4 separate regions of the Mus musculus genome follow, and all the other regions are linked to region 4. A link is a loop called in an ENCODE intact Hi-C map of the cell type or tissue named here. Cell type or tissue: heart. All regions are shown on one strand.

What was found. Hi-C counts contacts between places; a loop is a spot of excess contacts. Peaks named below come from ENCODE experiments on the same cell type or tissue, not always from the same donor. Only the 100,000 strongest peaks of a DNase experiment are listed, where the experiment ranks them.
Region 1: it touches region 4 in a loop (7-fold over the local background); 8 of 42 quality-filtered maps call a loop at or near these places.
Region 2: a loop joins it to region 4, with 10 times the contacts of the local background. A loop is called at or near these places in 2 of 42 quality-filtered maps.
Region 3: it touches region 4 in a loop (1.9-fold over the local background); 4 of 42 quality-filtered maps call a loop at or near these places.

The regions. Positions count from the first base shown.
Region 1 is chr1:4,512,463-4,520,462 of GRCm38, forward strand. No RefSeq gene overlaps it. Among named protein-coding and RNA genes, the nearest start is that of Gm22307, 13 kb to the right of the region's middle. In heart, CTCF peaks have their summits at 4,274 (motif pointing right) and 4,473; no DNase peak of the experiment used is centred here.
Region 2 is chr1:4,763,371-4,771,370 of GRCm38, forward strand. It overlaps the pseudogene Gm6123. Among named protein-coding and RNA genes, the nearest start is that of Mrpl15, 18 kb to the right of the region's middle. In heart, CTCF peaks have their summits at 5,188 (motif pointing left) and 6,692 (motif pointing right); no DNase peak of the experiment used is centred here.
Region 3 is chr1:4,567,486-4,575,485 of GRCm38, forward strand. The region is part of intron 2 of Gm37323 (a long non-coding RNA gene); the gene reads right to left. Among named protein-coding and RNA genes, the nearest start is that of Gm39586, 24 kb to the right of the region's middle. In heart, a CTCF peak has its summit at 4,251; a DNase peak (open chromatin) is centred at 4,296; H3K4me3 peaks cover 1,135 bases; H3K27ac peaks cover 1,078 bases; H3K27me3 peaks cover 788 bases.
Region 4 is chr1:4,650,399-4,658,398 of GRCm38, forward strand. No RefSeq gene overlaps it. Among named protein-coding and RNA genes, the nearest start is that of Gm37323, 45 kb to the left of the region's middle. In heart, no CTCF peak of the experiment used is centred here; a DNase peak (open chromatin) is centred at 3,763.

The DNA of each region.
Region 1 (8,000 bases), 140 kb before region 4:
AAGGTTTGTCAGCTGCTCATAATCATCTAACTTTCCTTCCTGTCTCAAAAGGAAGGGTTTTCCTAAAGTTAGTGGTGGTAAATTTTCTATTTGGAAACAGTTGTCAGAAATGAAAATAAGACTCCCTGTAACATGAAGTGATAAACCTTATCATTCGTTTTGAAATCTGGAAGTGGTTCTCCTCCTTCTCCTCCATATCCAAATAGGTGACAGAATCCATATCCAAATAGGTGACAGAATATGACAGAGTCAGAACGAAGAGTTGCACTCATTTTGGTTGTTGAATGGGTGTACATTTTGCAAAATTTGGTCATTTTTACTTTGGTCTAGGGGAAAATAATTTAGTTGTCTCAAATAATCAGATTTCTTCCTTCCTTCCTTCCTTCCTTCCTTCCTTCCTTCCTTCCTTCCTTCCTTCCTTCCTTCCTTCCTCCTTCCCTTTCTTCTTTTCTTCTTCCTTTTCTTATTCCCTCTCTCCCTCCATTTCTTTTCCTTCCTTCCTTCCTTCCTTCCTTCCTTCCTTCCTTCTTTCCTTCCTTCCTTCCTGTCTTTATTTCTCTCCACAATTTGTTTTTCTGTCTTTCATGACAGAGCTTCTCTATGTAACCCTGGCTATCCTGAAACTTGTTCTGTAGATCAGGCTAGCCTCAAATTCAGAGATTCATCTGCTTCAGCCTCCTGAGTGCTGGAACTAAAGGTGTGTACTACTAGTTTTCTTGACAGCCAATTGAATGGTCTATATTTCTCCACTTTAATTTATTTCTCTAAAATAAAATAATATATGAGGATTTCGCCTCTTTAACTAGGCTGTAGAATTGCTTCTGTAATCAGAAAACCACAATTAATGAGAACTAAAATCGAAAGAGAGTTAGACCTCTTTTTACAGCTCTCAAACCAACAAACAGATCATTACAAACATTTGGGCTGTAAGTAATTTTTACTGTTGTAAACGTATGTGCAATTATTACATTCTGTATTTCTTTTTCTGAATTCAAAAAGTTAGTTAGTAGAAGATGGTTTAACAGTTCTTGTCTTCTATTCTGGTGTGATTTAGACTTTTGAAGAAACATTATATCTAGTTTTGGAAGAGACTGCCTCCTGATTTTTTTTTTGATAACCTATTTGAGTCAGATGGATAGCATGCCCACAAACAAATATCTGTGGTATAATATCAGCTCATTAATTACTGACATGTTCTTCTTTGTAGTCTAATTTGAAGTTAAAATCATAGAATTTTCTAGAATTGCCAGATCATTGAACTTTGCCTTGAGAAGGTTCTGAACTTTAAAGCAATTATTTATCCTATGAATTTATTTCAAAGTCTTAGTCAGTAGAAAGTATTCTAACAATATACCTATTAAAATTATACTCTAACAAATATTATTTCTACTTGATATAATATGATTTAACTCAAGAGAGAGAGAGACAGAGAGGGAGAGAGAGGGGGAGAGAGAGAGAGGAAGAGAGAGAGAGAGAGAGAGAGAGAGAGAGAGAACATTGAATTGTAGAATGTAGTCAGTTTGAGCTGCTTTATTGAGTCAGATCAAACATAGGCTCCTTGCCCGGCAAAGTGGACATGCTAAGTTAGCTCCAGAGCTGATTTGTGGAGCCCATTATGGACTTCACAAAGTGTTCAAGGTTGCTTTTTTATTCGCTCAGCCAGAATCAATAAATCTCTCACCTGGCTTCTCTGCTGTACGCGTCGTGCTGGTTAATCATGTATGTATGAAGGCATAGCACATTAGGCTTGGAGAGTTTTCTAATAGGAGCCAATCTTTAACTACCACAGTGTTGAAAACTGGAAACAAAGGAAAGAACTTCTGACTACTATTAAGGTGTGTTATCAACTAGGAACCACAAATAATTCTGCTGGCCAATTTCCAGGGCCAGAAATAAAGGCATGGGAGGAGGGGAGAAAGCCATCTTCTAAAGTTGTTCTAAGGAATCACAACTCCAGGAAAATAGTTAATAGAGAGCAAGTGTCCAACAAGCAATGGGAAAACAGGCCCACAAATACAGACACAACTCCCTGCCTTGCATATGCACACTGAGGTGCTTTTTAAAGACTGAGTGCTAAACCTCACATCTGTGTGGTAAGTGGAGCAGAGCTGGAGTCAAGGAGAGTAGCCCCTCCCTCATATGGCTCTTTTCCTTTTCTCTAGATTATTCTATTTATATTATAATCTAAAATTAGAGGTTTTTCTAAAGGTGACTCATACCATGCACTTTGGAGGTTTTTAGTCAACCAAATTCTACCCAAGACCACTGGGGATGCTGTTTGGAATATCAAAAATGGGTCCCCCTGCCTTCCTAGGTCTGTCTTACATCTGTAGCTCGCTAGCTTATATGACTTTGGGATAATTTGCTTGCTTCTTCCTTTATGAAGTAAAGTGTACATATTATATGCCCTTTTTGTTGGTTTTTACTTTTGTTTTTATTTGATTTGTTTGGGCTTTTTTGTTTGGTTGGTTGGTTGATTTTGTTATGCTATGCTTTTGGTTTTTCAAGACAAGGTTTCTATGCTTAGCCCTGGCTGGCTTGGAACTCACCCTGTAGACCAGGCTGGCCATGAACTCAGAGATCTGCCTGCTTCTTCACAGTTCTACAGCTATCTTGTGTTTTGCCTGCCTGTATGTCTGTGCACCATGTAAGTGCATGGTGCCATCAGATGCCCAGGAACTAGAGTTACAGATGGTTATGAACTGCCATGTGGGTGCTAAAAATTGAACCTGGGTCCCCTGTAAGAGCAGAAAGTGTTTTTAAGTACTGAGCCATCTTCACATATTATTGAATTCATTTTAAAGTGTGCAGTTCAGTGATTTCTGTTATACCCACATATGTACATATATAACCACCATAAGTGTTAAAATATTTCATCACTTGTCAAAGAAACTTATAGCCCCTCTTGTTTACCCTAGACTAAAATGTTAAGCTAAAAATGTTACACTAACTTCTGTCCTCCAGTTTCAACACTTCACATAAAGAAATACCTGGGTTTGTGTGTGTGTGTGTGTGTGTGTGTGTGTGTGTGTGTGTGTGTGTGTGGCTGCATTCTCTCAATATAGTGTTTTCAAGACTGATATATGTTGTTAACATAGAACAACACTTCATTTTTGTCAATAGTTCAATAACCTTCCTTTATATGAATATGGTACACTTTATTTGCCACTCATCAATGGATATGTTATTCAGTAAGCAGCTCAATTGCATCTATTTGGGGTTATTATAAATGATGCTATTATAGACATTTATGCACAAAGTGTTTTCCTGTGCAGATTTACACTTTGAAGCTCCTTAGGATAGAAACACCAGCCATATGATGACTGTAACACCTGAGCAGCATTTGGGCTGCTTTTCAAAGCAGCTTCACCGTTATAAATGTACTAGCTGTACATTTCAGTTTGGGGTCTCCATTTCCTTACTGGTACTCATTGATGCTTGTTTTGTTTATGCCTGTATTTGGTTTGTTTGTTTGTTTGTTTGTTTGTTTGTTTGTTTGAAATGAGGTTCTCACATAGCTCTCACTGTTCTGAAACTCACTATGTAGACCAGGCCAGGTTCCAGCTCTGGGATTAAAGGTGAGCACCACATGCCCAGCTAGCTAACATGTAAAGAGTAGGTTAGACTACATTAAATGGGCTCCCATTGCTGAGCTCCTGTCCCAGCTTCCCCAACCTTCATTCTCTGCCCATTTGACAGAATCTCCTAGTTCCTCCCCTCTCTTCTTTATAGGATGAATAATATTCCTTTGTATGAATAAACTCCACTGAGCTAAATATCATTATGGTTCAGATAGGAGTCTGACTTTATTACTTCACATGTGGAAATACAGTTGTTTGAGTATCTCCTGTGGCCCTCTAATCCCTAATAGAGATAAGTATTGGGATTTAAATTCCTTTATTATTTCAAACTATTAAGTGTCAGAAAAAGAAAAATCAAAATGCTGTTGCAGAAGATTTGTTTTAGAGGTGACCGTACATACTCAACATAAACAGTAAAGAAAAATAAAAAAAATAAAATAAATAAAAAACAAGCAAAACCATGTGGTATTGTGAGTCTTTTCTTAAGCTTTATAGTTTTTCTATTTTTCCATTTTACAAATCAAATTGTAGACTGCCACTGCACATGGACACTAGCTTACAGAAGCTGTAACTTAGAAGAATCTTTATTAATCATGATCATTACCAACATTCAACTGGAGTGGCTTTCATAAAGCACCAATGCTCATAGAAAAAGGAAAGAATTGTGAAAAATCACTTGTGCATCTGAGTTGCCAATAGGTGGCGCTAGCCATTAAGTCAGTATTACATTTGTTTTTACAATGTCCTAAGATTAATAACCTATAAAAATTCTCCCACTGAAAAGACAAACCACCTTCAGGAAAGACACAGATGAGCAGGATAAGATGGCTCCGTTTTCCTTCTCCCAATGCAGTTAGATTCAAACCCGTAGTCCTCAAAGACAGTTCAGCTGGCTGAAACAGGGACCTGATTACAGATTTGAGTTGTCCAAACATTCAAGAGAGGAGCCTTGGTCCTGTCTATGTTGTCTCTAGGGATCACTGATGCCATCACCTCCCACTCTTGGATCTACCTTTAAAAAATATCTGAGAAGCCGGGCGTGGTGGCGCACAGAGGCAGGCAGATTTCTGAATTCGAGGCCAGCCTGGTCTACAAAGAGAGTTCCAGGGCAGTCAGGGTTATACAGAGAAACCCTGTCTCGAAAAACCACAATAAATAAATAAATAAATAAATAAATAAATAAATAAATAAATAAATATCTGAGAAAAGTAGAGGATTATTTAATATTTTCTTTAATTTTTGCAAGAAAACAGATGGAATTTCAGAAGTGAAGGGTCTACTGGCTCCAGCCAGGTTGTTGCCAACAAAACATAAAGGATTAATAATGAGACAGAATTCAGTAACTTGTGTGCATCTCCTACATTGCTGTAATGGGTGTCAATCAGTCTTGCTGTCTGGGAATTTAAGTTATACAAATGAAGTGTGTGTGTGTGTGTGTGTGTGTGTGTACACTACTGATTTTTACATTGAGAACTTGAATAATTCCAAAATTGATGTACTTTTGCAACACACACTACATGTTAGAGTAATACCATAGACTGAACATAATGACTCTGCTTCATTTTTATTTGTGGTCTCATACTACAGAAGATGGCAGTTAGGCAAATAAACATCATGCTGTTATTTGGTATAAGCAAAGATGTAAATGGAACTTGGAAGACAAAATTAGAACTTGTAATAATATAATTTTTCATATTAGTTCAAACTGAAATTGTTTCATGCTATATGGAAATCCTTAATTTTTGTCTTTAGTAGCATGTATTTAAAATGGTGGATGGTGAATGTTAGCATGTACAATGAGAACCACCAGGATGAAGGGATGCTCTTTCTGGGCACTGGCAATATCTAGAAAACCTCTTACTGACTCTGCACAGAGCACTGAGCGCTCACTCCTCAATGATGTTGTTGCAGAGAGACTTAAGTTTTCTACGGGAATTTCATTAAACATAGCCTAATTCAGTTGTCTTCCACAGTGTTCCCAGGGTGAGCAGTTTGAGTCTGTTAAGCTGTAAAGCCAATGACCCTGTGTTTCCCAATGCATCTCATGTGTGCCTTCAACTCTTTATAGCTTTGAATAAACTTAGGATCAGATGAGAAATGTCCTAGTGCACCGAGCACAACATTGAACACAGCAGTTCATGAAACCTCGCCTTTTTCCTACATGCAGTTTTGTGAATGTACATTGCAGGACTAAAGCTTGCAGGTTTTTCAAAGCAAAGACAACTTTCTTCACCCACCTTGCAGTGTCTGCTGTGACAGATCGTGTCAGATCGATACTGCTGTCCTCTCCTGTCCAGCTAAGTGCAGTTTCTCCACAAGCACCACCACTTCCCTGCCTTTGAAACAATATCAGGGAGATCACCCTGTGACGGAAAGTGCACTAGCAGTTAACATCCCTAAACAGGAAAAAAGTGCATGTGATGAGAAAAAACGTTTTGCATAAGTCCAATAAAGAACTTATCTTCAGAAATCGCCCCCGCCAATCAGCAAAGTACAGGTTTCATGTTTCAGATTAACTCAATTCCTGGCAAATACATGAGCTAACTTGCTTTAAAATGTCCCCTGCATTTACTTGCAGTCATATTTAGCAACTTACTGAGCATTCATTGGATGAGAAGTGTAGTTTGACTCTTACCTCACTGTGCTCAGAACTGTGGTGAGACCAAGCGTATCTGCTTGAGGAACTTAAGACACAGGCATTGATTGGCATTGGTCTCGAGTCTCCTTTTGGATTTCACACAGCAACAGAACTTCCTCATGGGCTCTAAAGCAGAGTACATAGAACTTTGGAAAACTCAAATATGTTCTTGGAATATGTGTGGATTTGTTTTCTAATTTTGTAGTTTATGGATATGGGTTAAAAATCAACATAGATATTGTCTTGGTAACAATACTGCTTGCATGGCTTTCTTAGCTTTGTGTTTATACACAATGGCCCCAGCTAAACCACTTTAACACTCAAGAAGAGATAATGAAAAGGAAGGATGGTTACCTAGCATTCCCAGGCATCAGGCATCAGGAACTTCACTTTTCAAATGGCTTTTCAAATGGCTGTATCAATAATATGTATACAAGATAACTTACTACTTACAATGAAGTATGTTGAATAACTCTGTTCCAATATTGTGGGGATGAGTACCCAGGACCTCTCACACATTAGGCAAGTGAGCTTCATTTCTATTCCCTGAATATTTTTGTTTTGTTTTGTTTTTTGACACTTGTATCGTAGGCATGTCTTGATCTCAACTGGCCCAAGTTGACTTTGAACTGCTGATCCTTCAGCCTCCACACCCTGATTACAGCATGAACCACTGGGCCTGGTTTTGAAGTAGTGAGGATTAAACCCAGGGCTGTGAGTATACAGCAACACTTAACAACTGAACTCCATCTCCAGCTTCCAGGAACAATGGTTTTGTTTGTGAAAGGCATGCTCTCTATGCCCTAATGAGTGTTCCTCTGGCACATGCATAAACAAGTCACAAGAGCTTTGTGTTACTGTGTTACTGCTTGGAGACAGGTCTTGCTGTGCAGCCAAGGCTGGCTTTCAAGCCTGAGATCCTCTTGTCTCAGGCCCCAGAGTGCAGCCACGTGCCAACACAACTGGCCAATTCAAGATCCAAAATCTTATTTCAAAGCCTTTGGGGCCTATCACAAAAACAATGAACTGCACATTCATATCTTAGAGAGGTCTGGTACACTACCCTGCAGGCAGACATTGAAATGTGAGCATAAATGGGAATCTTTTCACTCTTGAAAGTAAACAAAATGGAAAAGAGACCTTAACGTTCATTGTATCCCTGTCTGATAGGTTGTAAAATTGTTGTGCTTTTCAGGACTGGTTTGTTGTTTGTTTTAGAATTCTACTTGAGATATCATGAACCTACCAGAGGGTTCATTCAGCCCATATGGTCCTCACATCTGAAGTAGACTGTTATATGAATGCTCGTTAGCGTTCAGAGAAGAAGGCTTTTCATAGCAAGGAGGAATAGAAAGTATGACTTTTCATTGTCTTGATATGTGCTTATGCATTTAGCAGGACTTAGCCCAAGAGGTATGAGGCTGGCTGAGGGAAAGGGCACAGCTGTCACCTCCTGCCAGTCAAAAAAGCTACTGATGTTTAGGGACAGGAACCTCCACCAGCGGGTGACCCTGGAGTGCAGGTCAATAGGCTCAGGCAGATGAACAAAGGTCCAAGCTTGTTACTCCAGGAGGATCGAGATACTGTGGGAGCCATAGCACATTGACTTTTGAAAAAGCAATGTCTAGGTTAGAATAACAGATTCTGAGTAGCCACAAATATGGTTAGGCTGAGTTTTCCCTATGGTTTTAGGTCCTAGAATTGTAGAGAAGGAATAGTGGACTTGTGCATTTCTCCCACTAGCTAGTTATATTCCTCAGAATTCAGTCCTCTGTGAACTG
Region 2 (8,000 bases), 110 kb after region 4:
GTCGTGATTAAATACAAGAAAATAAGTAATACACAGTCAGTTTTAGCTTATGTTCATGCCGGGAAACCCATGAAAAAGACACTGCCAATTGATACTGTGACTACTGTGGCAATGACCACTTGCTTCCAATTTTTGTTTTGTATATCATTAAAATCTCTCCATGCTCTAGGACTGGTTCTCAGAATTGAGCACGTGACCTTGTGCCTGCTGGGAAAGAGCTCTACCACGGAACTACACATTCCCTTTTACTCTTTATTATGAAGTGGAGTCTCAGTCAGTTTCCCAAGCTTTGGACAATGCTGCTGCACACTTTTAATCCCGGCACGTGGGAGGCAGAGTCAGGCAGATCTTTGAGTTCAAGGGACAGCCTGGTCTACAGAGCAGCCAGGGCTACACAGAGAAACCCTGTCTCAAAGCTCCCCTTCCCCTCCCCCAAGCCCCCACTCCAACTCCACAACAAAAAAGCTTCCTAGGCTGGCCTTGAGTTCTCATTTCTCCTGCGTCAGCCTCTCAAGGAGCTAGGATAACCAGTCTGCATAACTAAGACTGGGTAACATTTTAATTAGGCTTAATTTAGATATAGATATATCATATCACACTTTCATAGATATAAATGAGAGAAAACAGGTCGAGTGTTCCTTATATGACATGATTGGAACCAAAAGTATTCAGAATTTCAGGATGTTTTCCGATTTTGGGATACTGCAACACTTAATGAGAGATCCTAGGGAGGAAATGAAAGTCTGAGCACATTTTTACCTTAAACACATAAATCTAAGGTAATTGCATTTATATCATACTTTAAATGATATTATGTATAAAACAACTTTTAAGTGTGGAATTTTCCACCAAATGGTATCACATTTAGAAAGTTTCAGGTTTTAGAATGTGTCATATTCCAGACTTAATGGCTAAGAATGTTTGAACTTATTTTCAAGTGTAAATTAATGGCTAGCAGTAGTGGCACATGTCTTTAATCCCAGCACTTAGGAGGCAGGTGGATTTCTGTGGGTCTGAGGCCAGTCAGGTCTACATAGTGATATTTAGTCCCTCCAGATCATGGAGTGAGACAAAAGGAGAAGAGAAAAGGGGATGGGGTGTGTTAAGAGCATGGTGATACACCCACCAACTCAGCTACTTAGGAAGCTAAGGTGAAAGGACTTCTGTCAGCCCAGAGAGCATAGCAAGACTCGAAGAAAAGGAGAAGTGGAATTGGGAAAAAGAAACAAGGTAGGAGAATCTTTTTCCAGCCAGCAGTCCTCTTCCCCCTACTTACCTGTCAACACATCCCTTTTCCATTCCCGTTTCCACAGGCAAGGATGCTGCTCTCTGGGCCATCTCTACAACTGGGAAGCATCTTCAAAGATGTGACCTCATGGAGAACAAAGTGGCACATGTCATTAATCGAGCACTCAGGAGGCAAAGGCAGGCTTCTGTGAGTTTGAACCCAGCCTAGTCTACATAGCCAATTCCAGACCAGCCAGGGTTACAGAGCAAGACCAGGCCTCCAAAGAAAAATGAATCTACATTTTTCTCCCAAACTTTCTAGAAGTCTGGCCTTTGTGTGCTGTGCTGCTGTCTTTGACTCTACCTGTAGTGGAAAAAGCCTTGAGACCACAGCCATGCCCTTCCCAGTGAAAAGAGCCTTTTTTTAAAAGATTTATTTATTATTATAAATAAGTACACTGTAGCTGACGCACCAGAAGTGGGTGTCAGATCTCATTACAGGTGGTTGTGAGCTACCATGTGGTTGCTGGGATTTGAACTCAGGACCTTTGGAAGAACAGTCAGTGCTCTTACCTGCTGAGCCACCTCTCCAGCCCAGAAAGAGCCTTGAGAACACAGCCATGCCCTTCCCAGTGGGAGGAGCCTTGAGAACACAGCCACACCCATTCCAAATGGTCCTTTGGGGTTTTCTAGTTTTGTTTTCACCCAGAAGGAGCAAATATTTGTGGGTGTCCTCTTATGTGAACAAAAAGACAGCTAAGTCCTCACACCCCTGACAAGTGGTCATCTCCCAACTGGAGCTCATTACAAGATCTCCTCAGGGAAAAGTCAGTGATGGGCAGGTGCTCTACACAGCACCCAGAAGCCTGTGGTGGGACCAAGGACATTTAAAGATCAGACGATGAAATTAGGTCTAGGCCTCGAATATTGGCAGTCATTAAAAAAAGTTTTTTTGGTTTTCTTTAAAAAGAGAAAGAAAAGAAAAGAAAAGAAAAGAAAAGAAAAGAAAAGAAAAGGAGGGGAGGGGAGGGGAGGGGAGGGGAGGGGAGGGGAGGGGAGGGGAGGGGAGGAGAGGAGAGGAGAGGAGAGGAGAAGAGAAGAGAAGAGAAGAGAAGAGAAGAGAAGAGAAGAGAAGAGAAGAGAAGAGAAGGAAAAAGAGAAAGAAAAGGAAAGGAAAGGAAAGGAAAGGAAAGGAAAGGAAAGGAAAGGAAAGGAAAGAAAAGAAAAGAAAAGAAAAGAAAAGAAAAGAAAAGAAAAGAAAAGAAAAGAAAAAAAACTTTTTGAGACAGTTGCACTATGCAGCTCTGGCTTTCCCAGATCTCACTATGTAGACCAGGTTGTCTCAAACTCACAGAGATGGACCTCCCTCTGCCTCCCGAGTGCTAGTGCTGGATTAAACATGTACAGCCACTCCCAGCTTTCTCTGAAATGTATGTGCAAGCATGTGAGTGTGCGTGTGTAATCAGTGCCTATGAGGCCACAAGTGGGTGGCACATCGTCTTGAGAGGGAGTGACAGGGGGTTCTGAGCCACCTGATATGCTGGGCATTGAACTGAGGACCTCTGGAAGAGCAGTAAGTGCTCTTAATCACAGAGCCATCTCTCCAGCTTATTTTTGGTTTTTGCCTGTAGGAGTTGAGTACTTTAAAATATTGAGGCTTTGATGCTTAGTTTTGTAGAGTGGGTTGATCTGTGAGTTCACTCACAAAATTATCTTGGGAAGGCCAAGAAGAGTGGACCTTGCATTGGACCTTGCATTGGCTCTGCGTAAGAGCTATAAGATCAGCCGGGCATGGTGGCGCACGCCTTTAATCCCAGCACTCGGGAGGCAGAGGCAGGCAGATTTCTGAGTTCGAGGCCAGCCTGGTCTACAAAGTGAGTTCCAGGACAACCAGGGCTACACAGAGAAACCCTGTCTCGAAAAACCAAAAAAAAAAAAAAAAAAAAAAAGAGCTGTAAGACCTGCTCTTGATAGTGAGATCTCTTGGTGAGTGTCCATGATGTCCAGTGACACAGAGCTGAGACCCAGAGCTACTCAGCAAGTTACCACACACAGGACACATTCCTTACGGTTCAGTGAGAACGGCTGAATAACCTTTGTCTTTCTTCACTTTCCCCGCCTCTAACAAGCTAGTGTGGTTATTACACACTGTACTGAGGAGCCAGAAACAGCCCTGTTGGTTTTCTTTTGTGTTATAATAGGATTTGGGACACTGCGTTCTAATTATGATCTTGATACTACTATATGTTTCTCACCCTGAGAGAGCCAGGCAGGAGGTGGGAAAGAGTTCCTCCCCTGAACGGGAAGTAGAACAAAGAGCAGAACACGCTCTCCCCATCCTACACAAGGCAGCAGACGGCAGCAGCAGGCAGCAGCAGGCCACGCTACTGTTGAGAGCTGTCGCCAGACTGTAACCTTTACATACTGTTTTGGATGCCTTCTTGAATCCGATGTTTTTAACCCAAACACTGCGGTTCTCCTCACCTTCCATCCACATTTGATAAAGTTTGATATTTCTCTCACTTTTTTTCTTCTAGTTTTTGAAAGTAGAACATTTGTTTTGCAACAGATCAATGAAGTCCTCAGAACGAGCCTGGGCTACACAGCTGCTGTGGGAGCTGTTCCTTCTAGGAATCCACATCTGGATCTATAACAGTTTCCTTTTTGTTGTTGTTATTTTGTTTTGTTTTGTTTTTTCGAGACAGGGTTTCTCTGTATAGCCCTGGCTGTCCTGGAACTCACTCTGTAGACCAGGCTGGCCTCGAACTCAGAAATCCGCCTGCCTCTGCCTCACAAGTGCTGGGATTAAAGGCGTGCGCCACCACTGCCCGGCCTATAACAGTTTCTAAGTGCCTCTTTAGCCCAGCCCTGACAGCGCATCCTAGTTCTGCTTCCTCTGGTGCTCGTGCACACGGTCGCCATGCTTCCCACAAGTCCACTCCTGAAGATAGTAAGCCTTAAAACCACAAGATGTATCAACAGGCTGATCAGCTGGGTGGTAGAAATAAGGACATCTGTGCTTGACCCAAGTTCAGAAAACAGCCATTAAAACCTGGAGCGGCTGAGTATCTGCCATCTCATTTCTGCAAGCTTACAAGAGGGTGAGGAGCCAGGACATCTGTGCTTGGCCCGAGGCACAGGAGCAAGACTGGAGGTGCTTGCCACTGCTGCTGTCATGTTGTGGCTATTGCTGGGCGCTCCCTGTAGCTGTAGGCCTCAAGTCTCAATTTATAGATCTGTTTATTCTAAAGGAAAGAAGCAGGAAGTTCATTTTTATCAGTGACCTTGACTGGATGTCTTTGATGATGTTTAATAGGCTAAAGGTTCCGCAGTTTATTTATATCATTAAAAAATGATGCCATCTTTCTTGTATTTTTCACATCTCTTTAATGAGTGTGTTTCCTGAAGTCAGTCACACACACAGTTTAAAGCAAGTATTCTTCAGTACGACTTACTAATTCTTATTGTGGCTTCATCCTGACCGATGATATAAAGTGAGCGATATTATTTCCAAATATTTACCTGAACTTGTAATCTATTGTTTCTGGGCTTTTGTTTGTTTTGTGTTGTTTGTTTTAATTTTTTTTTTATTTTAATGGTGATATTTTAAAACCTTTTTCTCCATAATATTGTATAGAGCAGAATTTACATATTATATGTCACATTTTTAATCTTCTAATCTCCTTCTTTAAAAAGCAAAATGATTTGTCAATTTAAGAAGGTTATTTACAAAAAAAAAAAAAAATTACAGGCTGGGTGTGGTAGTATGCAACTTTGATCCCAGCAGTTAGGAGGCAGAGGCAGGCAGATTCCTGAGTTCAAGGCCAGCGTGGTCAACAGAGTGAGTTCCAAGACAGTCCTGTTACAATAAGAAATCTTGTCTCAAAAAACAAAAACAAAAACAAAAATTACAGCAGTGGAAACAGCCTAAGAAATTTTAGGAAACAGTGTCACCTAGTGGTCACACACGGCACTGCAGAAATGTTAACTTGATTTCGTGTCCCATTTCACTTACAAAGACCACGCTGACCCTGAAATTAGAGAACCAGTTGCCTGTGCTTCCCAAATGTTGTGATTAAAGGAGAGAGACACCATGCCAAGATTCCTGCCCTACTTTTGAAACAGCCTCTCAGGGCTGTTTTTACTCTCAGGTAAAATTTCTGAATTCTATTTTGCCTCTTAGTGGCTGGCATAAATCAAATTATAAAGACTCTTTTGGTCTGGAGAGTTCACTGAACTATCCAGAAATGAAAACAGCCAAGTGGGTGCTGCAGCTCACCTCCAGCTCTATTAGTTCCCAGGGAGACTCCAGTAGCCAGAGCATTATCTCCGCTGCAATTCGGCTACCTAAAGGAGGAAGGCTTTCTTCCCAGAATATCTCCCTTTAACTCTTTTTTAATGTGTTATTATGTGTGGCCATGATGTTGGAGAATTGCCTTGGTACACACGTGGAGGCCATGTGGAGTTGGCCTCTGCTTCCACCTTCGCCATGGGTTCCAGGAAGTGAACTCAGATCAATAGGCTTGCCTGGAAAAGAGCTTTAGGCACTGAGCCATGCCATCGACCCTGTATAGTTCAAGGATGAATGTCAACCAGGCTTAGTGACGCATGTTTGCAATCCTAGCCCTCTAGAAACAGAATCAAGTTCAAGTCTAACTTAGAGTATGTAGTATTTTTCTAAAAAAAAAAAAAAAAAATCCTGTGCTTAATGGCGATCCCTTTCACTAGCACATCGGTCCATATATCCCTTCTTCCGTGCTGGCCATCAACCATAAGAAGTACTGTTATCCACACAATTTTGCTGGCAAGATAACTGAAGCTCACAAGAATTCCTGGCTAACTTGGTTTATGCACCAAGGACCAAGCCCTTCAAAACTCCTTCCTTAATCCACTTTGCTCCCATGTTCAACACTGGCTTGTGACTGTACACTCTCAGCAACTTCACTCTGTGTATAATATACCAAAAAGTAAGAGCTTGTCAGCTGTGTATCCTTAACACAGTTAGGATACCATAATATCCCCCTAGGAAACTTGAGATCAACATCTGAAACAAAGTTTTGGGGGGATTGAAGAAATTCGGTGTGAAAGCAGCTGCTACAACTTGAGATTTGGCTGTCTTTCCTTCGGTTTTTTTTTGTTTTTTTGTTTTTTTGTTTTTTGTTTTTTTTGTTTGTTTGTTTGTTTTTTTTGTTTTTGTGGTCACCATCTATTACAGAACTTGGGTTTGTTCCACCAGACCTAGGTTCTAATCAATCCCTTTGAAACTTACTTCAGATTCTGTCCATTGTATTTCAGTGGTTTGGTTATCCTAGTGTCTGAACCTCTGAGGCAACTGCCTTTCTAATTTCAATGTGTCTAGCATTGTGCCTGTGTGTGTGCCCTTGAGAACTGTCGATTGTAGAAACTCATGAATACTTAATATTATTAATCAAACCTGGAATTTCCCAATGCTTGCATTTGGCCACCAGGGGGCAGTCTTGCCAATTTGAAATGCCGATTTCGTTTTTGGGAGACTCCAATTCTTCACCTTTGAGCATCTCAAACGTTACTTCTTTTAGAACTTTTCACTTGAAAGTATTTCAAAGGTAACTCCTGCTGGCCGCTTGCCAGAGTTTGTCTAAGCAGAAGGCAACGTTTCATTCTCAGTAGCTACTCCATGCAGGTAGCCACAAGCCCACCAACAAACGAGAGGAAAAGGAGACAGCCCACTCAAGAGCCCAGAAATTTGTGACAGTCAAGTTCTACAAAACTAGCACAGTGAGATTCCGACCCTGCCCAGAAAGGCTCAGAGTGTAACAGCTTGTCTCAGCAGTTGGCTCACAGGCCATGGCAAGGGAGGTTGGGGGCGAGGACAATGACACAAATGTACAAATGACAAGCAGTGAGGAACCGCCATTAGAATCACTTATGTCCTTGAACATTCTAACCAGTGTGACACTAGAACTAAGGTCTCCACCACTGCCATGGGTCATAGCTCACTGGACAGGCTGGGCTGGCTGGGCTGGCTGGGTTGAAGCTTCAATCTGCATTCTGAATGGGGGCTTGGAAGATGCAGAAAACCCTATAAACAGATGCAAAGAGCTGACTGGGCCAACTCGCCAACACCAGTCCTGCCTGGGTTCCTCTCCTCAGCAAACCAGCCACATTCTACATTGGACTTTTGGATTCAGGGTGGATTTTCCTTCCGAGAAGAACACATGCATAGCTCCCTGGCTTTCTCATTCTAATCTTGAAGTATAATCACTTCTGAATCCAGTCTGTACTTTAACTTTGCCAGGATGTGGAAGCAAGAGCATCAAGCCAACAGGATGACTACACAGTCCTGTTACGTATCCTTCAGCAGCCCTAACCCTGGCCTTAAACAAAATCCCTTGACAACCCTTTTAAGTTCCTCTGTGTGTCTGTCTGTGTGTGTGTGTGTGTGTGTGTGTGTGTGTGTGTGTGTGTGTGTGTATGTATAGTTGCCAGCTTAGAAATATAAAATCCATTATTTAAAATTAGTTTTCGGGCAGCTAGTAGAGGACACGGGCAAGATGGCGGTGGTGGCTGGTCTGGTGCGGGGACCCTTGCGGCAGGTTTCCAGGCGTTTTCACCGCTCGGCGCCCGCAGCGGTGCAGTTGACAGTTCGTGAAGCTAATAATCAAGGTACGGATGAAGAACTAGAAAGAGATGAAAAAGTTTTTCTGCTTGGGGAAGAAGTTGCCCAGTATGACGGTGCATACAAGGTTAGCAGAGGCCTGTGGAAGAAATACGGTGACAAGAGGATCATCGAC
Region 3 (8,000 bases), 83 kb before region 4:
TTGGCTGCAGCCCATGGCCGAGCTGACGTTCACGGGAAAGGCAGAGTACAAGTAGTCGTAAAATACCCTTGGCACATGCGCAGATTATTTGTTTACCACTTAGAACACAGGATGTCAGCGCCATCTTGTGACGGCGAATGTGGGGGCGGCTCCCAACAGTGTGTGTGTGTTTTGTCTGCATATTTCTATGCACATGTGCATTCCTGGTGCCATGGAGGTTAGAAGAAGGTGCTGGATCCCCCCAGAACTGGAGTTCTTGTGAGCCAACATGTACATGCTAGGAACAGAACGTGGGTCCTCTATGAGAGTAGTGAAGCACTATTAGCACTATGACCAAATATCTGATAAAGCAACTTAAGTGGGGAGCTCTCTGTAAGACTTATTTTTATTTATGTGTACCTGTGTCTGTGTGAGTCTATGCCTAGAGTGGGATCTGCAGAGGTCAAGAGGTCAGATCTCCTGAAACTGGAACTACAGGCAGTTGTGAACTGCCTGACTCGGGTTCTTGAAACCAAACTCTGGTCCTCTAGAAGACTAGCAAGGACCTGGAGGAAGGTTTTATTTTAGCTAATGATTTGAGGGTATATAGTCCACTATGGAAGCCATGGAGTTAAGTGGCTTCATGGTGGCTGAGCCTAGGAAAGCATTATCCCTAGGTGGTGCTTCTAAAGCAAGATGCCCTAGCGAATCGCTTTACTTAGCCTCTCAGTTTTTATTGCCTGATGTTTATTCCCAAATTCTTTATAACAACCTTTTAATGCATTGTTCTTAAACTATACATACTAAAGCTCATATTAAGTCCCACCCCAATATCATTTCAAATTTCCAAGACTTCGTAATTCAAGTTTAAACCTTGTAGTTTTCTAATGAATTAAATTCTACTCAGAGAAACAAAAACCTCTTTATTCACTGAAAGTTCTTTCTTACACACCAGAAAATATTAGGTTAAGTGTAATCTTGTTTTCTTTTGTGTTTTGAGACAGAGTCTGTCTACATAGTTCTAACTGTCCTGAAACTCGGGCTGGTTTTTAATTTACACCAGTGTGCCTTCCTCTGTCCCCTTAGTGCTGGAATTAAAGTGTGCACCTCCACACCTAGCTAGGTTCATTTTATAGTTCTAATGAGATTCTAAAGAGCAGGCAATTTGATAATTCAATTCTGCTAAAAATGTCAGGCAAAAACATTTCAGTGGTCTTAATTTCTATTTGTCATAAAAGAGAAATTCTGTAAGCTTTATATCACTATATATCCATTATCATATAGTACAGAAAGCATTACTTTTTCAAAAATAATTTTATTAAGTAGATAATAGAGCATTTTATAGGCAATGTTTTAGTGCACTAACACATTACATTATAATCACCTCTTTAGTTACTTACATGTCTCTCAAACATTTAGCATGTTTTTTGTGATAAGAACATTTGGAATCTTTCCTGCAGGCTTTGTGGACATAAAGTGACACCATGTTCCCAACGGTGATAAGTCCCGCGTAAAATAGCATGAGCATTGCCTCCTCTTGGGCTGTGGCTGACATTGTACCCATTAAGCACCTTCTCCCTCATTCCCTCACTGGCCCCTGGTAACTAATATTCTGCTCACTTGTTCTATGAGTTCAATGTTTTTATATTTCCCAGATAAGTAAAACGTAGCGGGCCAGAGCGAGTGGGGCCAGAGCAAAAGGGAAGAGGGGAAAGGGGGAGAAAACAAATTAAATGTAGCATCTATGTCTGGCTTGTTTTGCTTAACATTATCACTCTTATCCATGTTAGCGACAAATGACATAGTAACTCTTTGTGGGCTGAAATTATTCCACTCTGCAATACTACATTTTAAAAATCCATCTACAGATCAAAAGATGGCCTAGTTGGCCATCACTGAAAAGAGAGGCCCATTGGACATGCAAACTTTACATGCCCCAGTACAGGGGAACGCCAGGGCCAAAAAGTGGGAGTGGGTGGGTAGGGGAGTGTGTGGGGGGTATGGGGGACTTTTGGGATAGCATTGGAAATGTAAATGAGGAAAATACCTAATAAAAATATATTAAAAAATCCATCTACAGACAATTCAATGGGTTCTGTATCTTGGCCATACACCTAGTATGTGCTTAGCAAGCACAGGGCCCTTGGTTCGGTACCAAGTACTACATAAAAAGTAAGTGGCACATCTTTCTATTATAAATAGTATTTCATATAGCATATCAAACAAACTTCTGCTCTAGCCCATGTATATTGCAAGCTAGATCTTTGATATGTTGATTTCATATCTTTAAGGATTTCACAATGGTGTGGCATTGGTGGATCATATAGTGCGTCAATTTTAGTTTGGGGTGTTTGTGTTGTTGTTTGTTTTCTGGTATTGTTTGTTTGTTTTTGAATACTTTCTGTACTATTTTCCTTAGTGACTACAGTAACTTACACCAGGAAAGTAGGAGTTCTTCATCCTCACCAGCAAACATTTCTTTTTGGCTTTTTAGTTTAGTTCTAATACAGATCTAGTAGAGATGGTCTCTATTGTGAGTTTGGATATGCATCCCCTTGATTAGTGAATTGGGCATTTCTCATATATTTCTTCATCATTTGTTGCCCACTTTAATCCTTAATTTTCTTATTATTAGTTCTCTTCGCTGTTGCTTTCTTCAGTTCTTTTGTGTTCTGGATATCACCTCCTGTTTGAATGAATTTGTTTTCAAATGCTTTTTCCCATTCTGCAAGTGTGATCTTCAAGGAATTGTGTGGGATGTAAGAGAATGTGTTGGAGGAATTGGGTTATTAGTACCTTGTGAACGCCAGGGACAGAGACTAGAAACAGGAACTTCAGAAGCTAAATATTCTGCAAACAGGTTATAGAAACAAATCAAGAGCCTAATGTAATAAAAATGACTGGCAAAAAAAAAAAATTCTAGTGAGGGTGTTGATAAATCCAAATGAGACTTGAAAATGAGGTTGTTTGTTTGGAAAACAGTTCTCAAAAATTAAATACCATGTAACCCATAAGTCAACCCTCTGTATGTGTGTGAATGTGTGTGTATGTGTCCAAAACTTAAAATGTGTTCACATGAGGATTTAGACAAATAATACCCAGGTGGTGGCGGCACGTATCTTTCATTCCAGCACTTGGGTAGAGGCAGGTGGATCTCTGAGTTTGTTTTTTAGCTGAGGTCTGCCATTTGCCCAGGAAGGCCTCATAGTCATCTATGCATCCATCAGCTAGTGTCACCACTGTCAAGGCCATGTATTGGGAGAAGTTGTTATCCTCAGTTCTATCTAAAATCAGGTTTGCACTGCACCGAGAGGAATCCCAAGAAGCACAAAGCAAATATCTCAGCCTACAGGGTTCCGTTTCATCCTCCAGCCAAGGGTCCCAAACTTCTTTCAGTGAACATCATCTTCTTCCAAGTTCTGGTTCCGGTCAACATCAGCCTGCCAATAACTTGCAGATCCAGAAGCAGAAGTTTGAGAGCTTTTCTGGTAACAGTTGGATTAAACTGTTGACTTCTGAGAACAGGCAGCTCAAAGTTCAAAACTTTCTAGCAAAGGTTACTGCTAAATGCTCATAACCTAATTAAAATATGCCAAGCCCGAGAACATCAAATAATTTTTAATATTAAGAAAAAATCCACCTTAGTCTCTTGGGTTTTTTTTTTTTTTCCCTTGACACAATGCTACTAAGAGGACTTAATGGCTTTTTAAAAGTTTATAGTTTAATCCATACCTTTGCTTTACAGTTCCATAAATTTGAAAATAACTCAAATATACTAAAGGTCAGTGGCCAGGAGTGATGGAGAGCTAGAAGGCGCAAGGCCCTGGGATCCACCTCAAGCACTGTAAATTAAATACCCTAAAAGCTGACCACTAGGCACCAACAGTAAGTGTTGTGAGTCACATTGCCCACTTTTCCTGCAGAAGCAAGGCCCAGGCTAGATGATCACAAGTGCCAGACCAGTTTGAGCAACACAGAAAGACCTTGCCCGAAACAAACAAACCCTTATGAGTGGGAAAAAGAACGCAAGATGCTTAGGCTGAGGAAGGTATCTAAGTATTTAAAACCCCTTGAGTCAGCTCTCCATAGGAAGCTTCGCCAGCTGCTCTGGGAGCGAGGGAGCTCTACAAGCGAGTGGGACTGTGCTCCTTCCCGGGGTGGGGTGAGCACAATGGGCCGCTGCGCTGCAGCGTCTGCAGTTCCCAGGGAAAAGGTGCTACAAGCCGTCTCTGCCCTGCGGGGCGGCGAGCGCCTGGCGGACAGTTTGTGCCGCGGGGCAAGGACAGGAAGCGCGCGTTTCTGCAGCCGCGGCTGGCCCGAGATAATGCCATTGTGTCCCGGCGCGGCGACCGCTCCCACCGCCGGGCCGCGCTGGCGTCGGGCTCCCTGGCTGCGAGCCAGTCAGTAATGCAGCCTGCCGGGAGGCGCGCGTCCCCTCCCGTCCCCTCCCGTCCCCTCCCGTCCTCTCCTGTCCCCTCCCGGAGGCGCGGCCACGCCTAGTCCTCCGCAGGAAACCTGGCCACAGCACCAGACTTCGTGACTTCTCTTTTACGAGCTGCGCCCACCCGGCCTGGCCGGGCTTTTGTTCTCAGCTCACTGAGCGCTGGCGCGGAATTTTAAAGCTGCAGGCCTGCAGGAGCGATGACAGAGTTATTGCAAAGATACAGTATCTTGCTGAGCCCTGCTGCCCGCACTGCAACGCTGGGCTCTCTCATCACCTTTGCCAACACCTGCCTCTTCTGTGCAGCCTTCCATCAAGTATGACGGGAGCCCTCACCAAGGACGATTCTAGACATATTTAGCAGCAATATTGTTTGATTTCAACTAGACATTGTTCTAAACACAAAGGAGTTCAAGGCTGGGGCTTTGATTTTTGTTCTCCCCTCCTCCCGCTTCCCTATTCTTCAGGCTGTCAAGTTTCTCTGGGAAAATGGGATCAAAATGCTTGGTGACATTTCCACAATAAAACACTCACATATATATAAAATAAAACTTAATATATTTATTAAGATTTCCTTTCTAGTCGTGTCCAGATTATAACTCAAATCTACAGAAGTCAGATTTATGTCGACAGTTTCCTCCTAAAACCTTCAACAGATGGACAAGCAATGTAAGAATTCTGCTCCTAGTAGAACATTCCCAATAAGATGGAGTACCAGAAAGTTCCTTCCCTTCAGAAAGTTCCTCAGAGTGAAAAGGAGCAAATGGTTCTTTCAGAAGCCAGTAAATGATTTCATGATATAGGAGGTAAAATAATTACTTTACTGCCTCAGGTTTCTTTCTTTTTAAAATAATTTATTTCTATTTTATATGCATTGGTGTTTTGCCTGCTTTGTCTGTGTGAGGGTGTTGGATCCTCTGGAGCTAGAGTTACAGACAGTTGTGAGTTGCCATGTGGGTTCTGGGAATTGAACCCAGAGTCCTTTGGAAGAGCAGCCAGTTCTTTTAACCTCTGAGCCATCTCTCCAGTACCCTGTTTTAATTTTGTTTGTTATAATTTTACAAATAGAAAAAAAAAGGTATCTAAAAGTCTATTACCTTATATTCAAAATGCTGGAGATTGAACCCAGGGCCTTGGAAACACTAAGCAAACACTGTACCACTAAGCCATTATCCAGTTTTCTCATCTATAAAGGGCAGAGTAGGTACCTTTTGAGTTACTGAGATGTTTCTAAAAGCAGTTCCTCTACAACAGGAAAATATCCATTGGGTAAAGGTACTTATTCAAGGTTTGATGAGGAAAATAAATATAATTAAAATGAACGTCCAAAAAGCAATACCAACATGTTTTAAGTATTAGCAGAAAGGGCCTATGGAAAAAATCCTAGGGAATGAGTCTAACAAGAAAGATGCAAGGAAATCAAAGGTCTCAGAAAGAACACTAACAGAAAGCCATGACAGATACAAAGTATCACCAGGCTGCCCAGGATCAACAAGCCACCATGCTGGTTCTACAGATATAAAGACAACACATGAAATAGCATATGATCTCTATGTAATAATTTTCCTTTTTAAGAAAAGTTGATATATTATTCAGCAGGTGCAGATGGCAACAAGGGGAAAGAACTGGGAATTCTAGAAGCCCAGGAAAACTGCAGCAAAGGAAGGGCAGCCTAAAATAGTCTGCTCTCAGCCAGCTCCCCCAGACCCTACTTCATAGACTGTGAAATATAGGAAGACAGAATTTTGAGTGGTCTCAACACAAAGAAATGGCAAATGTCACAGTAGTGAGTATGCCAGTCACCCTGACTAGATGACTGAAGGTTGTATGCAGCTATTGAAATGTTAATACTGAGAATACTGAGTCCCATAAACACACACAATCGCTGTGTGTGCCAATGAATATATATATATATATATATATATATATATATATATATATACACATATATACATATATACAGTGAGCTGGGATTAGTTAATGAAAAGCTTCTAGCTAGGAAGACAGAAATGCGTTCCTGAAGTACAGAGACTATGATGTCCTCTGCCTACATCATGGCAGAATGACCCAGGGAAATGAATGTATCATTTCTCTGATGATGATGTAGCAAGAAAGTCCTAGTGGTCTACAATGACAAATCTTTTATCTCTCAACTTAGAATAGAAATTTAAAACACCAGTTTTGAACGGTAAGTAGACAGATCAGCTTAATTTTCATATCTGTAAGGATATTGTAGTTAAAAGTCATCCATCAGTCCACAGCCAAGAAGACTGTGGGAAAAGGAAGCCACTCCAGACCAATTTCACTTCCATTTATGATAGACAGTGAGCTGTGTAATAAAGGCAGAACAATGGATGTGGAATGTGCTCCCAGGGCCAGGGAGTAGGAACTTCCTTGTCAACTTTCTCAGGCCGGGCCTTCTCCCTGCCCACCTGCCTGTGGTGGCTTCTAGTTCCCAAGCCTGCATTTACTCCTTGAAGCACACAAGTTGCTTTTTGTGTGGCAAGTGTGAGGAGGAGCAGAGATCAGAGCATTGAAAGATACCTGACATGAGGGTCCTGACCCTTGCTGACTTTGATTTCTGCTTTTATTAAATGGGATCAAAATACCAGTCTTTCATGATCGCTATGTGCACACATCTTCTCCAGCTCTGGACTCTAACCAACTCCTAGACAGTTATTACAAGAAATGTTTCGTTAAATATATTTTAAACTAATTTAATACATTATATATTAACATTAATATATAATATACATTACATTGTATGATATAAGATAACATGTGATTATTATATAAAATATAGCATACAGAATATAGAATATAGAAGAGAATATAGAATACAGAGCATAGAACATAGAGCATAGAACATAGAATATAGAATATAGAATAGAATATAGAACATAGTATTTACAATGTAGAATGTAATACAATATATAGAATGTAGACTATAACATATAGAATATAGAAAATAAAAAACAGAATATAGAAAATAGAATATAGAATGTAGAATTTTGAGTATAGAATATAGAATATAGACTGTAGAATATGGAATAGAATTCAGAATACAGAATATAGAATGTATATGCCCACTAGTAAAATTACATTGAATTTTGGTCTCTTCATAGCCCCTTGCCATTCCCATGATGCCCTTTGGAGCTGGTGAGCAGCTCTCACCAAGGCCCAGAACCGTCAGGGGAGAAGCTGTCTGCTCTCAGCCAGCACTCACTGCAGGAGCTTCTTTCCACCTCACTTTTCCTCCCTTGCTTCTTTCCTTCCACCATCTGCTTCTCAGTCATGTAGGCCTGATGCTGACAAGAAAGATTCAGAACTGTAAATTCATCCATGAGACCACTCCTGTTCCCCAGCCTGAGTTTCTGGAGGGTTCAGGGTAATCAGACAATGACATTTCAGCACCTATTGGAATAAACTTGGAGTTTATCCCCACCCTCCTACTCTTTGCTATTGATTGTCCCTTTGCTCTGACCCCAGAATGACTTAGCTGAATGTTGGCATTTGTGTCCTGGATGTGCAGAGAATTGGTTATTTGTCTGGGCAGAAGGGAAGCACAGGGTGGGTGAAC
Region 4 (8,000 bases):
AGAGGCCATGAAAGGCCATTTGTGAAGTTGTGACCTCAGTTGCAAGTAGAAACCCCAGGATTGAAGGGGTCATGGACAGAATACCTGACCCAATTTGACAGGGTCAGAGTTCTTGAAGAAAGCCCAAGATGAAGCTACTGATTGAGTGCAGCACAGTTACTGTGGAGACCCCAATATTTTGGAGCAGGCAGTACCATGGACAAATGGACAACCTCCAAGGACAGCAACACGTGCAGTGTGGAACTAGCCTTTGAGACAAGCTGTGTGCTGCCTGCCAATGGCAAAGCTGAAGAAATGGAGTCTTTTGGGGTCCAGAAAACAGTGAATGAGTCCAAGATGTTAAGCACAAAATTCATTTCTCTTTTGTGCACATACACATAACAGGAAGTCATCTTAAACAGTGAAGGACTTTTTTTTAAAACTGTTAAACTTGAGTTTTGCTTCCATCTAATAATGTCTAAGCCCTGACTCTTTTTGAGAAAAGACGTGCAACTTACTTCTTGATTTCACAGGGCCCATAGTTAAGAGGACACTTTGGAGTTTTATAGAGAGTTTGGATATTTTACAGAGGCTTGAGTCTCTTAAGGAGGCTTGGGATATTTTCAAAGCCTTTTTTTTTCTAAGTTTTTTTTTTTATTAGATATTTTCTTTATTTACATTTCAAATGCTATCCTGAAAGTTCCCTATACCCTCCCCCTGCCCTGCTCACCTACCCACCAACTCCCACTTCTTGGTCCTGGCATTCCCCTGTACTGGGGCATATAAAGTTTGCAAGACCAAGGGGCTTCTCTTCCCAGTGATGGCCGACTAGGCCATCTTCTGCTACATATGCAGCTAGAGACACAAGCTATGGGGGTACTGGTTAGGTCATATTGTTGTTCCACCTATAGGGTTGCAGACCCCTTCAGCTCCTTGGGTCCTTTCTCTAGCTCCTCCATTGGGAGCCCTGTGTTCCATCCTATAGATGACTGTGAGCATTCACTTCTGTATTTGCCAGGCACTGGCATAGCCTTATACAAGACAGGTATACCAGGGTCCCTTCATTAAAACATTGCTGGCATATGCAATAGTGTCTGGGTTTGGTGGCTGATTATGGGATGGATCCCCGAGTGGGGTAGTCTCTGGATGGTCCATCCTTTCGTCTTAGCTCCAAACTTTGCCTCTGTAACACCTTCCATGGGTGTTTTGTTCCCTATTCTAGGAGGAATGTATTATGCACACTTTGGTCTTCCTTCTTCTTGATTTTCTTGTGTTTTGCAAATGGTATCTTGGGTATTCTAAGTCTCTGGGCTAATATCCACTTATCAGTGAGTGCATATCAAATGACTTCTTCTGTGATTGGTTTACCTCGTTAAGTATGATATCCTCCAGATACATCCATTTGCCCAAGAATTTCATAAATTAATTGTCTTTAATATCTGAGTAGTACTCCATTGTGTAAATGTACCACATTTTCTGTATCCATTCCTCAGTTGAGGGACATTTGCGTTCTTTCCAGCTTCTGGCTATTATAAATAAGGCTGCTATGAACATAATGGAGCATGTGTCCTTATTACCAGTTGGAACATCTTCTGGGTATATGCCAGGAGAGGTATTGCTGGATCTTCCAGTAGTACTATGTCCAGTTTTCTGAGGAACTGCCAGACTGATTTCCAGAGTGGTTGTAAAAGCTTGCAATACCACCAGCAATGGAGTAGTGTTCCTCTTTCTCCACATCCTCGCCAGCATCTGCTGTCACCTGAGTTTTTGATCTTAGCCATTCTGACTGGTGTGAGGTGGAATCTCAGGGTTGTTTTGACTTGCATTTCCCTAATAATTAAGGATGTTGAACATTTTTTCAGGTGCTTCTCAGCCCTTCTGTATTCCTCACTTGAGAATTCTTTGTTTAGCTCTGTACCCCATTTTTAATGGGGATATTTGAATTTCTGGAGTCTAGCTTCTTGAGCTCTTTGTATATATTAAAACCTGGTCCTTTTAAGTGTTTGAATTTTTAAAGATTTTGGGACTGTTAAAAATGGAATGTTTTACTTTGTGACATTAATATTTATATAAGCTACTGGAGATGAACAAAGAAGGAAAGGTTATGGTCTAACAGTATATTTGTGTGTCTAGTTGATAAGGGGTCAATCGTCCTGGTTAGATTTTTGTCAACTTTACACAAGCTAGATTCATTTGAGAAGAGAACCACAGCTGAAAAAAATATTTCTACTATAGCCAGTGGGCAAGCCTTCAGGGTACTTTTTTGATTGGTGATTAATATAAGAGGGCCCAGCTCATTGTAGGAGGGGCCAGTCCTTGGCAGGTGGTCCTGGGTTGTATAAGAAAGCAAGCTGGGCAAGCAATGGGGAACAAGACAGTAAGCAGTAAGCAACCTCAGTGGTCTCTGCTTCAGTTCCTGCCTCCTAGCTCTTAGCTGAGTTCCTGCCTTGATTTCCCTCCCTGACAGAGTATGCACCTGAGAGTGCCCCTTCTTCCTCAAGTTGCATTTGGTCATGATCATTATCACAGAAAACAAAACCAAACTTAAGTAGCACAACTAGACTGTTTTAAATTATTAAAATCGAACATTTTAAAGTACATACATTTTGCAACAATTAAAATAGTTTTTAAAAAAATAAAAAACACCTACTCTGTGGTGCATATAGCTCATTTTCTTTCTTTCAATTTATTTATTACGTAAACAGTATTCTGCCTGCATGCTAAGAGATCCCAGTATAGATAGTTATGAGCCACCATGTGGCTGCTAGGAATTGAACTCAGGACCTCTAGAAGAACAGCCAGTGCTCTTAACCTCTGAGCCATCTCTCCAGTCCCTTTTTCATTTTTTACGGCAAAATCTCATGTAACCCAGTTAAGTCGCAAGCACATTGTAAAGTCAAAAACAGCCTGCGTTTCTGACCCTTCTGCCGTCTGCGCTTCTGACCCTTCTGCCGTCGAAATGCTGGAATTACAGGCGGAGAAGGTGGGTGGAACTGAAAGTCTCCAATAAAGTTTCTTCCCTATTGCACAGTTAGGAAGAAAGTAATACACAAAGAGAAATTGCCGTGAAAAAAATTTATTCAATCCCCAAACATCAATCAAATGAGGGAGGGTTTCGTGAGAAATCAAAAAATCTTTCAAGATCCTCCTGCCCCAGTCTCCCATATGCTAACTTTACAGACACGAACCACAACGAAACTGGATATTGTTTTTCTTTTCAAATTAACCCAAAAAAGGCTCTCTATGATTAATTGTTCTTCACAAAGTTTGGGGCTGTGTTTCAGTCAGTCTTGACGATGGCACCTGTGACTCTATAAAACTAGAAGCTCATCATTTTCTGCACCACAGTGCACCGAATGTCATGACTGGTGAGAAAACAAAAACAAAAACAAAAATGAAGCCTTTCAACAAACAAACTGAATCACAGTCTTGGGTTCAAACTGGGAAGTGCTTTTTTCGTCCTCTTCCTGCCTTTGCTCCCACAGGCGGAGGCATCGATGCCTGCTGACCCAGACTTTTCCCTCCATAGGGTGGGATGTTTCCTCACACATTCAGTGAGAGGAAGAGGTGGACAGAAGGCAGGGGTGGCCCCTGGGCAGTGGGGGTCTTTGGGCAGGCAGGAGCTTGTGTAAGTGGCAGCCAGAAGTCCCCTGAGAGAGGACTGCACGGGGGAAGAATGGCAGGCTGGGTCGGGCCCTGCAGATAAGGATCTCGCCTCTTTGCTCCCTTTCCTTGTTCCTCCGTGCTGGCTGCTATGGCTGGTCCACCCTAGTCTTTTAACTGTCAGGGAGCCAATGCCAAGCACTGGGCCAAATCATCGACCATGACATGTGAGCTGTGTGTGTTCCAAGTTGGCCTTCCTGCTTTTCTGCAAGAAAAACAAACTTGAGCTGGACCCCAACAAACATGACAGGAAAAATAACAGCCCGTGTGGAAGGCTGATACCAAAAAAGCCGGCTGCTGTCCCCACACCAGGCCAGCCCCTGCTGAAGAAAAGGGTCTTCATCTCCCAGGCCTGGAGGCCTGCATCAATAGTGTGTACAGCAATGTGACTGTCCTTCTTAATGACGTGTGGAGGCCAGAGCTCTTTGTAAACCCCACCTTATCTCCAAAAGGCACCAAGCCCATTCTGCAGAAGCATAAATACAGCCTGAACACACCTTGCCTATAATGCCTGGGACAAGAAGTGTTTTGGATTTTGAGGGGTTTTGAGGGGCAATTGTTGGTTGGTTGGTTTGAAACCCTGGACTATCTGTATATACATAATGAGGTTTCTCCTCTGGGATAGGAACAAGGTCTAAACACAAAATTCATTTCTGTTTCATGCACATTACTTTATAATAAATGTCTTAGCCAGTACCTTATTGCTGAAAAAGACACCATGACTGTGGCATATCGTATAAAGGAGAGCATTTACTTGGGACTTGTTTAGAGTTTCAGAGGTTTAATCCATTGTCATCGTGGAGAACAGCATGACAGAATACAGGCAGACATTGAGGCTGAGAGTCCTATATCCAAATCTGCAGGCAGCAGGAAAAGAGACTATGGGCTTGGGATGGGCTCTTTGAAACCCCAAAGCTCACCCCAGTGACACACTTCCTCCAACAAGGACACGCTTCCTAGTCCTTTGAAATGGTACCACTCCCTAAGTAGTCAAATCTATAAACCTGTAGGGTCCATTCTTATTCAAACTGCTACAATGAAACAAATCTTTAAAAGTATTTTGAATAATACTTTTGAATACTTGGTATGACACCTTCTATCTGAGATGCCATATTGGCATTCACTTCTGTTGTTAGAGTATGTGGACCTTAGGATTTTCATATTAAGGATGCTCAACTGGTATATGATGTTGGATCTAAAATGACAAAGCAACAGATCACACTCATTGCCACCACTACCTAACTCTACAGTTCCCTCTTTTTGTTTTTTAGCTCTTGTCTTAATTACTTTTCCTGCTGCTCTAATAAAATACTCTGTTAAAAGCAGCTTCAGGGAGGAAGAATTATTTCAGCTCACAATTCTTGGTTATAGTCCAACATTGCAGGGAAGTCATAAAAGTGGGAGCTCAAGACAGCTAGTCTCCTTGCAACCATAGTCAAGAAGCTGAGAGGAAGGAATGTGTGTGTGTGCATTCTGCTCAGCTGGCTTTCTTCATTGTATACAGTATCCCTTGTTCAGGAAAGGCTCCCTTGTACAGTTAAGGTGCATCTTCTCAAATCAATAGATAGAATCTAGATGCATCTTCCCATATCAATGGGAAGATCTAGACAATCCTCCACAGGTCTGCAAATGAGCAGCAAAGCAGGGGAAAGGGAGGCCCGTGAAAGCCGTCTTCACTGCAGAGTAAGAAATGCAAGCATTATGTTCAGAATTGTTTTTAAATCCAAAGGAAACTGAAGATACTCTTTCAGAATTAGTAAATTTAGTTCATATTGGCATGAATACAGATAAAATACTCAGATATTAGGGATGTACGTTCCCTCAAAAATATTTTTGTATGTTTTAGAATGAGACAAGAAAAGTTTAAGTAAATAAAATTGATTTAAAAATGGCTTAATGACTGTTGACATTGGATACAGGTTTGTGTTACCTGACACAGTATTTGTTTCATGTGTTTGAATTTTTTATAATGCAAGGTTTTGCAAAAAATAAAAATAAAATAATCCAGGTGGTGGTGGCACATGCCTTTAATCCCAGAGGTAGAGAAGCAAAGACAAGCAGATCTCTGAGTTTAAGGCCAGCCTGGTCTGCAGAGTAAGTTTCAGGATAGCCAGGGCCGCACAGAGAAACCCTGTCTCAAAAACAAACAAATAAACAAATAAATTTAGATAAAAATGAGTTTGACTGGTGGGTAAGGTCAGCAGAAAAGAATCTACTGCATTCTTCTACATTAATAAAAAGAGCTATAGCTAGCAGGGTGGCTCAGCTGGTAAAATCTCTTGCTTTATGACTTAAATTGGATTCCTGGATCACACAGTGGAAGGAAGTTGGTTTTCTAACCACTGGAAAGATGGCTCAATAGTTAGAGCATCAGCTGCCCTTGCAGAGGACTCACTTTGGGAAACTTACAACTGCCTCTAACTGCAGCTCTAGGATTCAACACTCTTTTTTGGCCTCTATGGGCACTGTACTCAGGTGCACATGCCCTTCCCCCCACCTCCACCTCAACACACAAACACACACATGCACACATAAATAAATAAAATAAAATACTAAATTAATGAAAAATACAAGTCAGAGATTAAAAGCTTCTTGTAACATATATATGCAAACATGAAGAATCCAGGTGAATAATGTTAAGAATTTCAAACAAAACCACAAACATCAATGATAGAAAATGAGCAACATATTGAATGGGCATTAACAAATTAAATGTCAGAAAACAGGCATCTGGAAATGTGCTCATGTCATAAGTGGTTATGGAAGTACAAACTCAAATGGCAATGGTAGGTGGGATGACAGATGGCTCAGGGTTTGACCCACACATTAACCATTACTATCAACTCATCAGCAGGAACAATTAGTTTCATAAAATTAAGATTAGCTGTTAGTTTCCATTTTAAAAGTTTTAAACAAAAGCTACATTTTGGATCTACTGTACAAACATCAGAGTTCCTTTGTCCTGCTCTGGAGAGTGACAGTATTTTCTCTGTGCCGGGATCCAGGGCTGCCTCTGTCCCTGGATCTTGTAAGCCTACACAGGGGCAGGGAGGCGGGGCACAGTCTAGGGCTTGGAGCTGCTATTATTCAGGTCGCCTCCGTTTATCCTGTGGATAAGGAGTCCCAAGTCATTGGTTCTTTACTGAACATATTAACAGCCATTCACTTCGCTGTTTGGCTGTGCTGTGCTTACACACATCTGACTTACTTTAAAGTGTACCTTTCCAACAGTAGATATTTTTCATTTTAATTTACATGTAAGAATGTAAATTTATTAGGAGAGCATGAGAGAATAATTTTAATTTTTGTCTTGATTGATGTCAGGTATCAATCACGTTGGAAACTGCTTTTTTCTCTTAAATTTTTATTAATTAAATGCATTTTATAATCAAACATAGTAATAATAATATTGAGTGTTTTGAGAATCAAATAATACATAAAAATTTGTTCAACTTTTATATTCATATCCTTTCATACCCTAAAAATATCATTAATGAACATTTAATACTATCCATAACTGAGGATCCTATATCTAATGTTGAATGCTAAATTGTTTCAAAACATAAAAAATATTCTTTGGGAATTAAGAGGATAAAATATTAAAAATTAATCATTAAGAAATATATTCAAAAGCCCTTACATGATAGATATCACCTGACATATTGAGAGAGTATTTAAAACACATTATAAATCTGTGTACATTGTCTAACAATCAGTTTACTTAAACAAAATTATCAGTGTTTCTAGGAGAGAAATTATTTTATCAGTAAGTATATTCTAAAAATTTCAAAATAGCAAAAACTCTTTGAAGTTAAACATTAAGAAAATCCTAATTTCAAGCATGCTGAGAAAAATTATCAATAATATTTCCATGATGTTTCTAGAAAATGACTTTAATATTTTCAACTGCTAATATTCAACAGGCAGAGTAGTTATTTTAAGATATATTTCATTGTTGTGTCTCCCTTTTCACTTCTTATTTTATTAATTTGGATACAGTCTCTGTGCCTCTGGCTAATCTGGCTAAGGGTTTATCTATCTTGTTGATTTTCTTAAAGAACAAGCTCCTGGTTTGGTTGATCCCTTGTATAGTTCTTTTTGTTTCTTTTTGGTTGATTTCAGCCCTTAGGTTAATTATTTCCTGTCATCTACTCCTCTTGGGTGTATTTGCTTCTTTTTGCCCTAGAGCTTTCAGGTGTGCTGTCAAGCTGCAAGTGTAAGCTCTCTCCAGTACCCTTTTGGAGGCACTCAGGGCTATAAGTTTTCCTCTTAGGACTGCCTTCATTGCATCCCATAAGTTTGGGTATGTTGTGGCTTCATTTTCATTAAACTCTAAAAAGTCTTTAATTTCTTTCTTT